2 separate regions of the Homo sapiens genome follow, and region 1 is linked to region 2. Evidence: read pairs that join two places in POLR2A ChIA-PET (ENCODE). Cell type or tissue: CD4-positive, alpha-beta T cell. All regions are shown on one strand.

Region 1 (8,000 bases), 190 kb before region 2:
CTGGGCTCAAGCAATCCACCCATCTTGGCCCCACAAAGTGCTGGGACTACAGGCATAAGCCATCGCATTCAGCCCCATTTATACTAATTTTTTCATGTATTTATTCAATAAACATTTATTTAGCACCCTTTACATATCAGATATCATGCTGCATTAAGGATAAAAAGGATAAAACAAAATTCCTCATCATCAGGCATTCACTGTCTAATAATGAGATGAGCCAGTATAATACAGAATGACAGAGATAAATACAGAATGTAAGAAACAAGCAGTCAGGGAAGGCGTCTAAGACAAGGTACACTTAAAAAGTCAAGCAAAAACTAAGAATAACATGCAAAGAAAGACAAGGAAGAGAACCTTTGGCCTAAGATGGAAGACTGAACACTGGGATTTATCTACTTTCCATATAAAATAATCACATTTGGAGCTCAGGAGTTCAAGACCAGCAGGCAACGTAGCGAAACCTCATTTCTACAAAAAATACAAAAAATTAGCCTGGCATGGTGGCATGCGCCTGTAGTCCCATCTACTTAGGAGGCTGAGGTTGGGAGGATGATTTGAGCCCAGGAGGTCCAGGCTGCAGCGAGCCCAGATCGGGCCACTTTACTCCAGTCTGGGTGAAAAATGAGACCCTGTCCCAAAAATTAATAAATAAATAATAAAAAATAATCACATTTAAGTGATAGAAAAAATGTTTGGTTTTTTTTTTTTTGGTTTTTGAAAATAAAATCATGACAGACAGAAAACAGGAAAGGACACTGTTAGCAGATTACAAATTTTTAGAAATCATTAGAAGACATGCAAATTTGATCAGATTAATGGAGAAAACCACAGACCTATAAACATGTAGTAAGATATTGGTTCTTCCCAGGAAACCCTAGAAAAAGTCTAAGCTTCAGATCAATAAATAAGAGCAAAGAGAGCCTCAGGGCAATAAGCTCAATTATGTAAACTGGAAGCAATCCAAGTCTACTGACAGCAGAATAAAAAAACTGTGGTATATTCATATAATGAAAATTTTCTTCACAGTGGAATATTGTAACACAGGGAAATACAGAATTCAGCAACAAACTACGACAGTGGTTAATCTTAAAAACATGAGTGAAAAAAGCAAATCACAAAAAAATACTATATGAGTACCATTCACATAATGCCAAAAAACAAGCAAAAGTAAACAGTATATTATTTAGGTATACATATATATCCAACTTTTTTTAAGCAAAAGAATGATAAACACAAAATGCAAAACAGGGCAGGGCACAGTGGCTTGCGCCTATAATCCCCGCACTTTGGGAAGCCGAGGCAGGTAGATTGCTGGAGTCCAGGAGTTCAAGATCAGCCTGGGTAACATGGCAAAACCCCATCTCTACAAAAAAAAATACAAAAATTAGCTAGGCATGGTGTATCTATGGTCCCAGCTACTCCAGAGGCTGAGGTGGGAGGATGGCTTAAGCCCGGGACATGGAAGTTGCCGTGAGCCACGTTCATGCCACTGCACTCCAGCCTGGGCAACAGAGCAAAAACCTGTCTCAAAAAAAAAAAAAAAAAAAAAAGCTAACTACTTGTTGGGGTGGGAGGGCAGGGCAACATGTAAGGATACAGAGGGATTAAAATGTTCAAGACCACCAGAAGTAGACAGCAATATGCCACCTCTAAATATGCCTCCTTGGCATAAGGATTGTTGAACTGAAGGCAATTAAAAAGCAGATGCAGGAAAGCTCTCTGCTATCCACTTGCCTAAAAGCAAGACATAAATTTACTCCAAAGACAAAAAAGGTTAAAAAAAAAAAAAAAAAACCCAACCCCTGTTTACCGTGGAAGAACACAAGTTAACCACCAAATACAACTTTACACCTGTATTGGTCTGGATACGACACCAAAGGAATCCACATTAACAAGTTTACTAATTATGCTTTGCCTGCCATTATTTGCCTTTCTACAAGTTGCTGCCCCTACAGACTCAAAGTCCTTTTTCTTTGTCTTGACACTTTGCTAAACATTTGTTGAAGATACTATATAAGCAGGAATTAAAAGCCAACTCATTCTGAGTATCTCCCATGTATTTATGAATTATACATGTTAACAAACTTATATTTGTTTTTCTTTTGTTACAGGGGACCATTCCAAATAATAACTTATGAGGGTTGAAAAAAATTATTTTCCTCCCTTACACAACCCAACAGCAGGACAAGTTAAAATCCAAGAGCTATTTTCCAAGAATATGAACAATCTGTCCAGAAATAAATTCTAAGATGAATCTCAGAGATGCAGAATCATAGAGAAGCAGTTTGAGGTAGTCCCAATATCTGTATCAGATACCAACTCAGGTTGGGGGAAAAAAAAAAAAAGCCAGGGAAGGGGAACTTTACTTGGTCTTTGTAAGGTGCATTTTTTTTCCAGCTTAAATTTTTCATAAACAGAACAGAAAAAATCTAAAAATCTACTATCAAAATAATCCTATGCATTCTACTTTCAAAATAAATCACAATTCTGATAACTTCTCATCAACTCTACAGCTATTTCCTTAGAGCATGTTGTCATCGTGTCTAATCTCCTCCTAACTCTCTGTTTCCATTCTAACCTCAATACCCTGGCTATACTCGCCTCCACCACCACCATCCCCCGACGCCCCAACACACCTCAAGTCAATTCTCAGCAGGCTAAGTAAAGCAAATGAGCCCTGCTATGGGCTGAAATGTGTTCCCCCCAAAATCCTATGTTGAATCCTTAAACCCTACTACCTCAGGATGTGATTGTATTTAGAGACAGGGCCTTTAAAGAGGTAATTAAGCTAAACATCAGGCCTCTAAAGTAGGTCTGAATCCAATCTGAATGGTATCCTTATAAAATGAAGAAATTTGGAAACACGATGGTACACCAGATATGTGTGCACACAGAGAAAAGACCATGTGAGGAGATACCAAGGAGAAGGCCAACCGCAAGCCAGAAAGGCCTCAGAAGAAACCGAATAGGGCCGAAGAGGACGGATCATGAGGTCAGGATATCAAGACCATCCTGGCCAACATGGTGAAACCCCGTCTCTACTAAAAATACAAAAAAATTAGCCAGGCATGGCGGCGCGTGCCTGTAGTCTGTCTCAGCTACTCGGGAGGCTGAGGCAGAATTGCTTGAACCCGGGAGGCGAAGGCTGCAGTGAGCCGAGATGGCGCCACTGCACTCCAGCCTGGGCGACAGAGCAAGACTCAGGAAGAAAGGAATTCCGGAAGGGAGGGACGGAGGGAGGGGGGAGGGGGGAAGGGGAGGAGGGGGGAGGGAGGGAGGAAAGAAGGAAGGAAGGAAGGAAGGAAGGAAGGAAGGAAGGAAGGAAGGAAGGAAGGAAGGAAGGAAGGAAGGAAACCAAATAGGCTGACAGCTTGATCTTGAACTTCTAGACCCCAGAGCTGTTATTTAAGCTACTCTGTCTTTGATATTTTGTTATGGCAGCCTTAGCAAATTAATACAAGGCCATTTCCCTTTTCAAAATTCATCATTGGCTTCCCATCATACTTAAAATCCAAAATCCTTACCATGGCCTATACAATGCTCAACATAATCTCGTTCTCATTTACCTCTCCAACCTTCTTTCCCACTACTCTTCCTTCATTCTGTTTGCTCTAAACAAATGACTTTATTGTTGTTTCCTAAACACTGCCAACAGACTCTCAGTCCAGGGCCTTCGTGCTTGCTGTTCTGTTGGCCTTAGGGGCCCTTGACCCAGATAAAGTATGTGCCCGACTGCTCTACCTCTTTCAAGTCTTTCATGAAATGTCTCCTTTTGGCCCGGCCGCAGTGGCTCACACCCGTAATCCCAGCACTTCGGAAGGCCAAGGCGGGCAGATCACTTGAGGTCGGGAGTTAAAGACCAGCCTGGCCAACAATGGCGAAAACCCGACTCTATTAAGAATACAAATATTAGCTTGTGTGGTGGCATACGCCTGTAGTCCCAGCTACTCAGGAAGCTGAAGCAGGAGAATCACTCGAACCCGGGAGGCGGAGGTTGCAGTGAGCCAGGATTGCACCACAGCACTCCAGCCTGGGCGACAGAGCGAGACTCCGTCACAAAAAAAAGAAAAGAAAAGAAAAGAAATGTCCCGTTTTCAGAAATGCCTTCTCTGACCACACTACCTAAAATAGCTCTTTCGCCCATTTCTATTCTCTTTTATCCTACTTTAACCTTCTTCGCACCATTTATCATTACTTGATTTTATTTTCTGCCTGCACCATTAGAATGTTATCTCTGAGGACAGAGCTTTTCTTTCCTTCACAGCTATATCCTGGGACAACACCAGGCATATATATACCAAACATTTAATAAACAGATATTGAATAAACAAAAGAATGTTAACGCCTGGAGGGGACCTGATACATAGTAGGTACTTAATATCTACTTAATGAAACAAAATGAGACAAAATCTAACACCTAATTTAAAAAAAAAAGAAAGCTATGTGTACAACATGTATCCATTAAATGCATATAAAGTTACAACAACAGAACTAAAAGTACACAAATCAAATGGAATGGTAATGTATATATCTGGGGAAAGGAGAAAAACTAGAGATACAAAGATATTTTACACTTTATAATTTTTTTTTTTTTGAGACCAAGCCTCACTCTGACGCCCAGGTTGGAGTGCAGTGGTGCCGTCTCGGCTCACTGCAACCTCCACTTCCCAGGTTCAAAGTGATTCTCCTGCCTTAAGCTCCCGGGTAGCTGGGACCACAGGCGTGCACCACCGCACCTGGTTAATTTTTTTATTTTTAATAGAGACGGGGTTTTCACCATGTTGGCCAGGCTGGTCTCAAATTCCTGACCTCAAGTGATCCACCCGCCTCGGTCTCCCAAAGTGCAGGAATTACAGACATGAGCCACCGTGCACAGCCGACACTTTATAATTCTTAAAACATTTTCACTCTTTTTGTGTCTGGAATTGTTGGGTTCTTGGTCTCACTGACTTCAAGAATGAAGCCGCGGAGCCCCGCGGTGAGTGTTACAGTTCTTAAAAGCGGCTTGTTTGGAGTTTGTTCTTTCCAATGTTCGGATGTGTTCAGAGTTTCTTCCTGCCTGTGGGTTCGTACTCTCGCTGGCTTCAGGAGTGAAGCTGCAGACCTTCAGGGTGAGTGTTATAGCTCATAAAGGTAGTGAGAACCCAAAAAGTGAACACCAACAAGATTTATCGCCAACAGCGATGGAACTCGACCCAAGTGGGTTATCACCCCAGGAGCCTGCAGCCTGCTTTTATTCTTATCTGGCCCCACCCACATCCTGCTGATTGGTCCATTTTACAGAGAGCCGATTGGTCTGTTCTACAGAGAGCTGATTGGTCCATTTTGACAGGATGCTGATTGGTGTGTTTACAATTCCTGAGCTAGACACAAAAGTTCTCCACCTCCCCACTAGATTAGCTAGATACAGAGTGCTGATTGGTGCATTTACAAACCCTGAGCTAGACACAGAGTGCTGATTGGTGCATTCACAAACCTTGAGATAGACACAGAGTGCCGATTGGTGCATTCACAATCCTTTAGCTAGACATAAAGGTTCTCCAAGTCCCCACCAGATCAGCTAGACACAGAGTGCAGATTGGTGCATTTACAAACCTTGAGCTAGACACAGAGTGCTGATTGGTGAATTCACAAACCCTGAGCTAGACACAGGGTGCTGATTGGTGTGTTCATTAACCTCGAGCTAGGCACAGAGTGCTGACTGGTGTATCCACAATCCCCCCAGCTAGACATAAAGGTTCTCCGAGTCCCCACTAGACTCAGGATCCCAGCTGGCTTCACCCAGTGGATCCAGCACCGGGCCAGCAGGTGGAACTGCCTGCCAATCCCCTGCCTTGCGCCCGCACTCCTCAGCCCTTGGGCGATGGATGGGACTGGGCGCCGTGGAGCAGGGGGCGGCGCTCGTTGGGGAGGCTCGGGGAGTGCAGGAGACCACGGCGGGGTGGGAGGCTCAGGCACGGCGGGCTGCAGGTCCCGAGCCCTGCCCTGCGGGGAGTCAGCTAAGGCCCGGCGAGAAATCGAGCGCAGCGCCAGTGGGCTGGCACTGCTGGGTGACCTGACGCACCCTCCGCAGCTGCTGGCCTGGGTGCTAAGCCCCTCACTGCCAGGGGCCAGCGGCCACTCTGAGTGCGGGCCCGCCAAGCCCACGCCCACCTGGAACTCTAGCTGGCTCACAAGCCCCTCGTGCAACCCCGGTTCCCGCCCGTGCCTCTCCCTCCACACCTCCCCGCAGGCTGAGGGAGCCGGCTCCAGCCTCCGCCATCCCAGGAACGGGCTCCCACAGTGCAGCGGCGGCCTGAAGAGCCCCTCAAGCACAGCCAGAGTGGGCACCGAGGCCGAGGAGGCGCCAAGAGCAAGCGAGGGCTGTGAGGGCTGCCAGCACGCTGTCACCTCTCATTTTGTAATAAAAAATATTCATTTATGATTTGTACAATAAAAATGATTTTGTAAAAATACACAACTCACTCCTTAGCAAATTAAGAACCTACACATAAAGCCCTTAGCTTTATGGAGGATCACGTCTATAAATCAACATCAAATCCATTTTAAAGACAGTCATGAACAAAATGTCCTTTATCGTCACTACTATTCAATATTATATTGGAGGTCCTAATAAATGAAAAAAGATGCAAAATGTATATAAATAAAAAATAATTACGGTGGGGCGCGGTGGCCCACGCCTGTAATCCCAGCACTTTGAGAGGCCAAGGCGGGCGGATCACAAGGTCAGAATATCAAGACCATCCTGGCTAACACAGTGAAACCCCGTCTCTACTAAAAATACAAAAAAAGAAAATTAGACAGGCGTGGTGGCAGGCGCCTGTAGTCCCAGCTACTCAGGAGGCTGGGGCAGGAGAATGGCGTGAACCCGGGAGGCGGAGCTTGCAGTGAGCCGAGATAGCGCCACGGCACTCTAGCCTGAATGACAGAGCGAGACTCCGTCTCAAAAAATAATAATAATAATAATAAGGTACAAATATCGAAAGCTAAAACAAATCACTGCAAAACATATTATTACCTAGAACAAGAGAATTACCAAAAACAAAACCCAAAAACTATTATTAATAAATAGAATTCAGCAAAGTAGCCAAAATCAAAGAACTATAAACAAAAATCAGTAGCTTTCCTATACATCAAAGTAAGATTTTTTTAAAATCCCTTTGGCCAAAGCAATATAAACTATAAAATGCATAAATATACCTAATAACAATAGCTCACATTTTTAATGTATTAACTTACATGTCTTAACCCAGTTAATCTTCACAATAATCCTGATGAGTTATTCCCATTTTATGGATGAGGAAACTGAAGCACAAAAAAGGTCTGTTATTTGCCCAACCTTATTGTGGCTTAGCAAAGACCGACTCTAAGTAGCATGACACTAGAACACATTCTTTTCAATACTACTAAACAGCCAACATTAGGAAAACTTTACAGGTGAAATGAAAGACCTCACTAAACAGTCATACTATATTACTGGGTGGGAACATCCAATATTATAAAGATACCAATTCTTCCCCCAAATTAATCTATAAATTCAAGGCAATTCCCATAAAAAACCCCAACAAGGGCCGGATGCGGTGGCTCACGCCTGTAATCCTAGCACTTTGGGAGGCCGAGACGGGCGGATCACAAGGTCTGGAGATCCAGACCATCCTGGCTAACACAGTGAAACCCCGTCTCTACTAAAAATACAAAAAAATAAAAATAAAAATAGCCAGGCATGGTGGTGAGCGCCTGTAGTCCCAGCTATACGGGAGGCTGAGGCAGGAGAATGACTGAGACAGGAGAATGGCGTGAACTCGGGAGGCGGAGCTTGCAGTGAGCCGAGATCCCGCCACTGCACTACAACTTGGGCGACAGGGCAAGACTCCTTCTCAAAAAAACAAAACAAAACAAAAAAAACCCAACAAGATTTTTTTGTGGAACTTGACATACTGATTCTAAAATTCATGTGGACCAAAACACACAAAAATGCCAAGAACATTTTGAAAAAG
Region 2 (8,000 bases):
TAATCTCAGCACTTTGGGAGGCCGAGGCTGGAGGATCACTTGAGCTCACAAGTCCAAGACCAGCCAGGGCAACATGGTGAAAACCTGTCTCTACAAAAAAATACAAAACTTAGCCGGTCGTGGGGTGCATGCCTGTAGTCCCAGCTACTCACAGCACTTCACTCCAGCCTGGGAGACAGCCAGACCTTGTCTCAAAAATAAATAAATAAAAAAAAATAAAAACCCAAAACAAAAACCTAGGTTCTGCCACTTACTAGCTAACTCAGAAGTCCGACTCCAAAACCAATGTTCTTTCTGACGGTTACAGTCTACTTCAATTTAGAATGGTAATCCAGAATCCATGGTTAGACCCAATTCAATCAATAACCAACTTAATGAAGGTTGGAAAAAGCCTTTTGAGTTTGCCTCATCCAGACTTCCATTTCACACATGAATCCTGTTTATCAGAAACAAAAGGTAGTATAGATTACCTGATGAGCAAGGAATATACCATCAACCAAGGCAGCCCATCTACCCTCTCTTTTAACAGCTCCATAGTTTCAGAGCATGCATGTTTTCGAATGTCTTGCTTTCTCTTTTCTCCCTGGCAAACATCTGTTTATCCTTCTAGAGCAGGGGTTGGCAAACTAGGGTCTGCAGGCCAAATCCAGCCCACCGTCTGCTTCCGTAGGGCCCATGATATGCAAATATTTTGTTGTATATTTTTACATTTTTCAATGTTTGCAAAGCAAATCTAAAGACTCCTTTGTGATATGTTAAAATTAATTGTAATTCACATTTCAGTGTAGTTTTATTAAAATACATTCATGCTTATTTGTTTACTTACCATCTATAAGTAGCAACAGCATTTGATGGTCCACAAAGCCTAAAACATTTACCATTTGGCCCTTTACTGACTTTATTCTACAGTGATGGTTCAAATGTTAACTCCTCTTAAAACCTTTCCAAAACCACCTCCCCCAACAGCTAGTTAGTCCTCTTCACCAGGTTTCCAAAGCATTTTGTCTTTTGTCATCATCCTCTGACCACCAGCCCATTTCATCCTATCTTTTTTTTTTTTTTTTTGAGATGGAGTCTCCTTCTGTCACCTAGGCTGGAGTGCAGTGGCGCGATCTCGGCTCACTGCAACCTCCGCCTCCCGGGTTCAAGCGATTCTCCTGCCTCAGCCTCCTGAGTAGCTGGGATTACAGGCACGTGCCACCACGCCCGGCTAATTTTTGTATTTTTAGTAGAGATGGGGTTTCACCATGTTGGTCAGGCTGGTCTTGAACACCTGACCTTGTGATCCACCCGCCTTGGGCTCCTGAAGTGCTGGGGTTACAGGCATGAGCCACCGCACCCAGCCTAATTCTATCTTTTACTTGTATTTCTCACCACATATCTCTTTTTGTTTGTTTTTCAAGACCCAGTTTCACTGCTGCCCAGGCTGGAGTGCAGTGGTGCGATCTCAGCTCACTGCAACCTCCACCTCCCAGGTTCAAGCGATTCTCGTGCCTCAGCCTCCAGAGTAGCTGGGATTACAGGCACACCATCACGCCCAACTAATTTTTGTACTGTTAATAGAGACGAGGTTTTGCCACGTTGGCCAGGCTGGTCTCGAACTCCTGACCTCGATTTTGGACTCCCAAAGTGCTGGGATTACAAGTATGAGCCACCACACCCGGCTTCTCACCACATATCTCAAGAGCAAAAACACTGTATCTAATTGGTCTTTGAAAATCACAGCCACTGTTAAAGTAGGTACCTACCATTTGTTCAATGAAATCAATGAAGAATGAAAGACAAGCTTACAATGATATTTGCCTTGAAATGCAGAATGAAGCAAAACAGTTACGGAAATTGTCATAATATAATTACTGTAGAGTAGCTCAAAACATCTACTCTCTCAGAACTATCAAAATACTACTTCACTTAAAGGCAGAACAATGACAAGTATACCTAAAATGTTACATGAAGTTACACAGGGAACATTAAGTGAAAGAGATTCCAGTAGACTATTTTAAAAGATTTTATTAGAGGAAATAATCTAGTAGATAACTTTCTTACTTCCACAAAAACAAAGTTTCTCAAGGATACAAACCAATGGATTTATCTGTGAACTCGGTCCCAGAATAGAAACTAGCAAAAAGTCAGTACAGTACTCAAAAAATACTTTTGTGGTATGAAAAAAGGGCAGGTGCAGATGTAGAACTGTACCATCTTCAGTTTCTGTTCACAATTGTTTTAAAACAATTCTCATCTATCCAGTCTGCTCTCCCACGCCTCAGATGAGGGAAGCCAATGGTCAATGCTCTGTGATAGCCCAAGTAGGATCCAATCTAGGTAATCCCTGTCCACCTTAGCTCTGTCCTCTGAGGGATTTGCCAGGTTGCACCACAATAGTTCTCCATTCTCTTTAGTCTGAACTTATGCTGTAAACCCAAGGCCTGGCACAGGGGTATGCAGGAAAGTTTGAGTGAATCAGTCACAACAGCTCTAGTACAGTACTGCATCGATATGCTCTGGAGACCTGCAGCCTATTTTTCCCAGAGAAATAAAGTGGAGTGGAGATCAGAAGCCATGGCTTCCCCCCTACCTCCTCTGGTCAGTGCAGGCTCTGGCTCAAATACTGAAGAAACATGTTGGCCAGTTGCGGCAAGTTCTCATTGTTGGGATGCATTTTAGTGTACGAAATAAACTGGCGACGAAGGCGACTCAGTTCTGCCATGGTCAAGGGCCGGGTAAACCGCAAGTGCTCTGTGGTACCAGGAAGCGTGAGCAAGTCCCCGGGGACAGCGCTCTTCTGCGCTTCCATCAATCCGGCCAGTACTTGACTCGTGACCTGGTCCAACTGGTGCAGAAAGCTGCCGGAGGCGAGGGGCTGGGACTGCGTAGACTGATGGGGTGGTGGGGCCCGGTTCTCAAACAGGGCAGAGCGGATCCCCGCCAGGGGCAACGGCTCCTCTAGGCCCACCAAAGTGAATAAAGGCCGGTCCCAGCGATTCCGAGAATCGGGAGCCTCAAAGCGCAGCGTTAGGGCCTCCAGGAGTTCGGGAGAGTAAAAGGCACCGGACCCATGCTTTGCAGATTTCTCTGAATCCGGAGTCACAAGAGCTGGAGACTCCGCAGCCCCGGATTCTTCTCGCTCCAGTTCCTTGGGTACGTCGGCCTGGGCACTTCCATTTACTACAGAGTCCGCAGTATGCAGTTCCCTGAGGACGCTGCTGCCCGCCGCCTGGGCTCTCCCGTCCTCCTCAGCGCGTGGCCGCCAACTCACACTGACGTTCCGGCCAGGGTTCTCGTTCGCGCCCGCCACCTGAGGTCCCGCGATCGGGCCGCCGGGCCGTACGCAGTAGACCAGGCAGAGCGGGGTGCGCGCCGCCCGTGCCAGGCAGTAGAGCTCGTAACGGAAACCTTTGATGTAGTTAAGCGAGTCCAGGATGACCACGTCGTGGCGACTCAGGCGCCGTTCCACGGAGGCTCGCAGAGCTCCACGCAATGCCTTCTCACGGGCAGAATCGCCGTACACCGCTGGGTCCTCTGCGCCCAGGACAGCTGCGTCGTCCACCACGTACACCGCGCGGCCCTCGGCAGCCAGCGCCACGCGCAACTCTTCAGCACGCCGGCTCTTGCCGCTGTACGGCAGCCCGCAAAACACCACGAGCGGCATCCTCTCAGGGAGCGACCATTGGCAACCGCGCTGCGCCAACTTCCGGGTTGTACGCGTCTCCGACGTAAGCCGGAAGTGCAAACTGCTCTTCCTGTCTCCCTTGACTTTTACAGACCCTCTTGTTTCTATGGAAACAGGAGTTCTACGCCAGCTAGGCCCAGGTTCAGCTTTCTCAGAAAGGAGATACAGAGACTATAATGGCATCAGTTATTTATGCCAAATGTTATAGGCCTCAGGAGAATGTGATCTTCCTGCAGCGAAAGACTGCCCGTCCATTTTATTAATAAGGCCTAAGGGGCATTAAATATTGTAAGCAATCAGCACTATATTTAGCATATAGAAGGCAATTAATAAATGCTGGTTCTCCTTCATTCCTCCTCTTAAACCTACTGGCTCTCAGTAAATGTTTATTCAATTACCATTTCAATCATTCAACATCTCCAAGGTTGGGAATTCAGAGATGAACATAAAACGCTTTCCCCACAAAAGATAAAAGGTCTGAATGGGAAGGATCAGGCGCCTACAATCAGAGTAATAAATACTATAATGGATAGATGCAGGTGAGGTTATAAAAGAACAGAAGGGAAAAACAAACTACCCAGAGAAATCACTGAAGACTTTATGTAGAAATAGTCATTTGACTTAGAACTTGAAAGACAAATAGGAATTTTTCTCCTTAGTAGGGTTGCCAGATAAAATACAGGATGCCCAGTTACATTTGAATTTCAGATAAACACCAAAAACATTTTTAAGCTTAAGTGTGTCCCAAATATTGCATAGACATATTTAAAATTATTTGGTGCTTATCTAAACTTCAAATTTAACTGGGCATCTTTAATTTATTATTATTATTTATTTTTTCTTTTTTAGAGATGAGGTTGTATGTTGCTAAGGCTGGTCTCAAACTCCTGGGCTCAAGTAATTGTGCCACCTCTGCCTCCCAAAGTACTGGGAATACAGGTGTGTGAGCCAAGGTGCCTGGCCTGCATCCTTTATTTTATTTTATTATTATTATTTTTTGAGATGGAGCCTCGCTCTGTCACCCAGCCTGGACCACAGTGGTATGATCTCAGCTCCCTGCAACCTCCACCTCCTGAGTTCAAGCGATTCTCCTGTCTCAGCCTCCCAAGTAGCTGGGACTATGGGTGTGCGCCACCATATCTGGCTAATTTTTGTATTTTTAGTAGAGACGGGGTTTCACTATGTTGGCCAGGCTGGTCTCAAACTCCTGACCCCAGGTGATCCACTGGCCTTGGCTTCCCAAAGTGCTGGGGTTAAAGGCATGAGCCACTGTGCCTGGCCATCCGTTATTTTTATTTGCTCAATCTGGCAACTCTATTATTGTAGGTTTGAGACCCAGAGCCATGAAACTGTTGGATCTCTTGTATAAACAGCAAGCACTATAGGATGGTAGGTGCAGAAATGTGAGTGTGCCTGTGCATGTGTGTATATTGTAGATGCACATATACTGGGGTCTTTGTATCTCTCTTGTACAGTATAGTAAAAAACATTCAAGTCTTGGCTCCTCCACTTACTAGTGTTGTAACTACTGGCAAATTATGTAACTTTTCTGTACTTCAATTTCCCCTTCTATAAAATAACAACTGCTATTTCACAGGTTTACCAATCTGTAGGTTGTTGTGAGGGTTAAATAAATGTAAACACAGGCCCGGCATGGTGGCTCGCGCCTGTAATCCCAGCACTTTGGGAGGCAGAGGGTAGATCACCTGAGGTCAGGAGCTCGAGACCAGTCTGGCCAACATGGTGAAACCCTGTCTCTACTAAAAATACTTTTTAAAAAATTAGTCGGGTGGGGTAGCGTGTGCCTGTAATCCCATTACTGAGGAGGCTGAGGCAGGAGAATTGCTTGAACCCGGGATGCGGAGGTTGCAGTGAGCCTAGATCGCACCACTGCACTCCAGCCTGGGCAATAAGAGCGAAACTCTGTCTCAAACAAAAAAAAAGTAAACACAGACCAGTGCTTAGCTTTCCCTCCCCTGCCCTGCCTTTTCCTCCTCCTTATGCACTGAATTGTCTGTGCATAAACTAAACCTACTTGAGACTTTACAGACTATTCAACTTGATTCTAGCAGGCAGTATGGTATACAGGTTTAAAGAGCAGGCTCTGAAGCCAGAGTGCTTGGGTCTGCCACTTGCTAGCTGTGTGCTCTTGGGCAAGTTATTTTAGTAAACTTAGAAAAAACGGTGCCTTACTTTTTTCATCTCTAAAATTAAGATAACAATAATACCAATCTCAAAAAGTTGTTGTGAGAGTTAAATGAGTTGATTTGCATAATTTAATGCCTAATGCACAGTAGCACTTAGTACAGCTGACCCTTGAACAACCCCAGGATGAGGGGCACTGACCCCTGACACCATCAAAAATCAGCATATACCTTTTGACTCCCTAAAACTTAACTATTAATAGCCTACTGTTGACTGGAAGCCTTACTAATAATATATTCAGTTAACACATATTTTGAATGTAATATTATATATTGTATTCTTACAATAAAGTAAACTAGAGAAAAGAAAATGTTATTAAGAAAATCTTTCCAGGAAGCAGGGGGGCAAAAAAGAAGAAAAAGAAAATCATAAAGAAGCAAAAATATATTTAGTATTCATTAAGTGGAAATGGATACTCATAAAGGTCTTCATCCTTGTCTTCACACTGAGTAGGCTGAGGAGGAGGAGGAAGAGGAAGAGGAGAGGTTGGTCTTGCTGTCTCAGGATGGCAGAGGCAGAAGAGGGTGGAAGGGGAGGTAGAACAGGCAGGCACACTTGGTGTAACTTTATGGAAATATAATTTCTGTCTGATTTTGTTGCTTTTTCATTTCTCTAAAAATGTTTCTATACAATACCAATCTTTTTTCTTTGCTTTAGTTTCAGGGCACATATCTTAGAAGGGTCCATGTTGTAAAATAAGTCAAAAGCAGCTCTAAATAATTAGAACCTTCTGCCAGATCTGTTTTCTGGCACTGCCTCTTCTACGTGTTTTTCCTCATCATCTGGCACTCATCTCCATCAAGTTATCTTCTGTTCATTCCTCTGGTTTGGTGTCTATTAGCTCTTGAATTTATCCAAGATCATATCTTAAAACCCTTTACCCCTCACCTTTTTTTGCCATATCCACAATCTCTTTCATGATTTTGATTATCTGTCATAAACCCTGTGAAGTCTTGTGTACATCTGGACACAGTTTTATCCAGCAGGAATTTATTGTTTCAGGCTTGATGGTCTTCACAGCTATTTCTATAACGACAATGGCATCTTCAACGATATAATCCTCCTAAACTTTCATGATGTTCTCTTTATTGCAGTTCTCTTCCATAGCTTTGACAATCTGTTTTCTAGAGAGTACTGTGTGTAATGAACCTTAAAGGTCCTTATCACCCCCTGATGTAGTAGCTGATTTAAATATTGTGTTTGGAGGCAAATAGACCACCTTTTTTTTTTTTTTTTTTTTTTGAGACAGAATTTCACTCTTGTTGCCTAGGCTGGAATGCAATGGCACGATCTCAGCTCACTGCAACCTCCACCTCCCAGGTTCAAGCAATTCTCCTGCCTCAGCCTCCTGATTAGCTGGGATTACAGGCATGTGCCACCACGCCCGGCGAATTTTGTATTTTTAGTAGAGACTGGGTTTCTCCGTGTTGGTCAGGCTGGTCTGGAACTCCCAACTTCAGGTGATCCCCCGACCTCGGCCTCCCAAGTGCTGGGATTACAGGCATGAGCCACTGGGCCCAGCCGCAAATAGACTTTTTAATTTGCCTTTGGTGCTGAACTCATGGGGCTCTGGGTGGCCAGAGTATTGTCCAACATCAAAAGAACTTTAAAAGGTAGTCTCTTACTGGCAAGGTACTTCCTGACTTCAGGGACAAAGCATTGATGGAACCAATCCAGAAAAAGGGTTCTTGTTGTCTAAGCCTTCTTATTGCACAACCTAAACACTGGCAGCTGGTGTTTATCTTTGCTCTTCGAGGCTGGAGGTTAACAGCTTTATAGACAAGGGCAGTTCTGATGACAAACTTGACTCAAACTCCTGGGCTCTGGTAATCGTCCCACCTCTGCCTCCCAAAGTGCTGGGTTTTTTTGCACAAAAGAGTAGAGTTAGCCTGTCTCTTCTTGCCTTCAATGTTGGTACTTGCTTCTCTTCCTATTTTTTTTTTTCCTTTTTAAAAACTGAAATAGGGTCTTATTCTGTTGCCCAGGCTACAGTTCAGTGGTGCACTCATGGCTAACTGCAGCCTCAATCTTCCAGGCTCAAGCAATCCTCCCACCTCAGACTCCTGAGTAGCAGGAACAACAGGTGTGTGCCACCACACCCAGCTAATTTTTGTACTTTTTGTAG

Evidence for each region. ChIA-PET counts read pairs that join two places held together with the same protein. Peaks named below come from ENCODE experiments on the same cell type or tissue, not always from the same donor. Only the 100,000 strongest peaks of a DNase experiment are listed, where the experiment ranks them.
Region 1: POLR2A ChIA-PET joins it to region 2 with 7 read pairs; 5 of 35 experiments call an interaction of 5 or more read pairs at or near these places.

The regions. Positions count from the first base shown.
Region 1 is chr1:51,841,533-51,849,532 of GRCh38, forward strand. The region is part of intron 1 of NRDC (nardilysin convertase); the gene reads right to left. Among named protein-coding and RNA genes, the nearest start is that of MIR761, 9.1 kb to the left of the region's middle. In CD4-positive, alpha-beta T cell, no CTCF peak of the experiment used is centred here; no DNase peak of the experiment used is centred here.
Region 2 is chr1:52,030,113-52,038,112 of GRCh38, forward strand. The region is part of intron 2 of TXNDC12 (thioredoxin domain containing 12); the gene reads right to left. KTI12 (KTI12 chromatin associated homolog) reads right to left here and starts at 3,698. Exons shown (of 1, transcript NM_138417.3): 1 at 1,991-3,698. The coding sequence starts at 3,649. The coding sequence ends at 2,585. RefSeq lists an enhancer at 3,405-3,704. In CD4-positive, alpha-beta T cell, no CTCF peak of the experiment used is centred here; DNase peaks (open chromatin) are centred at 2,809 and 3,679; H3K4me3 peaks cover 1,970 bases; H3K27ac peaks cover 1,608 bases.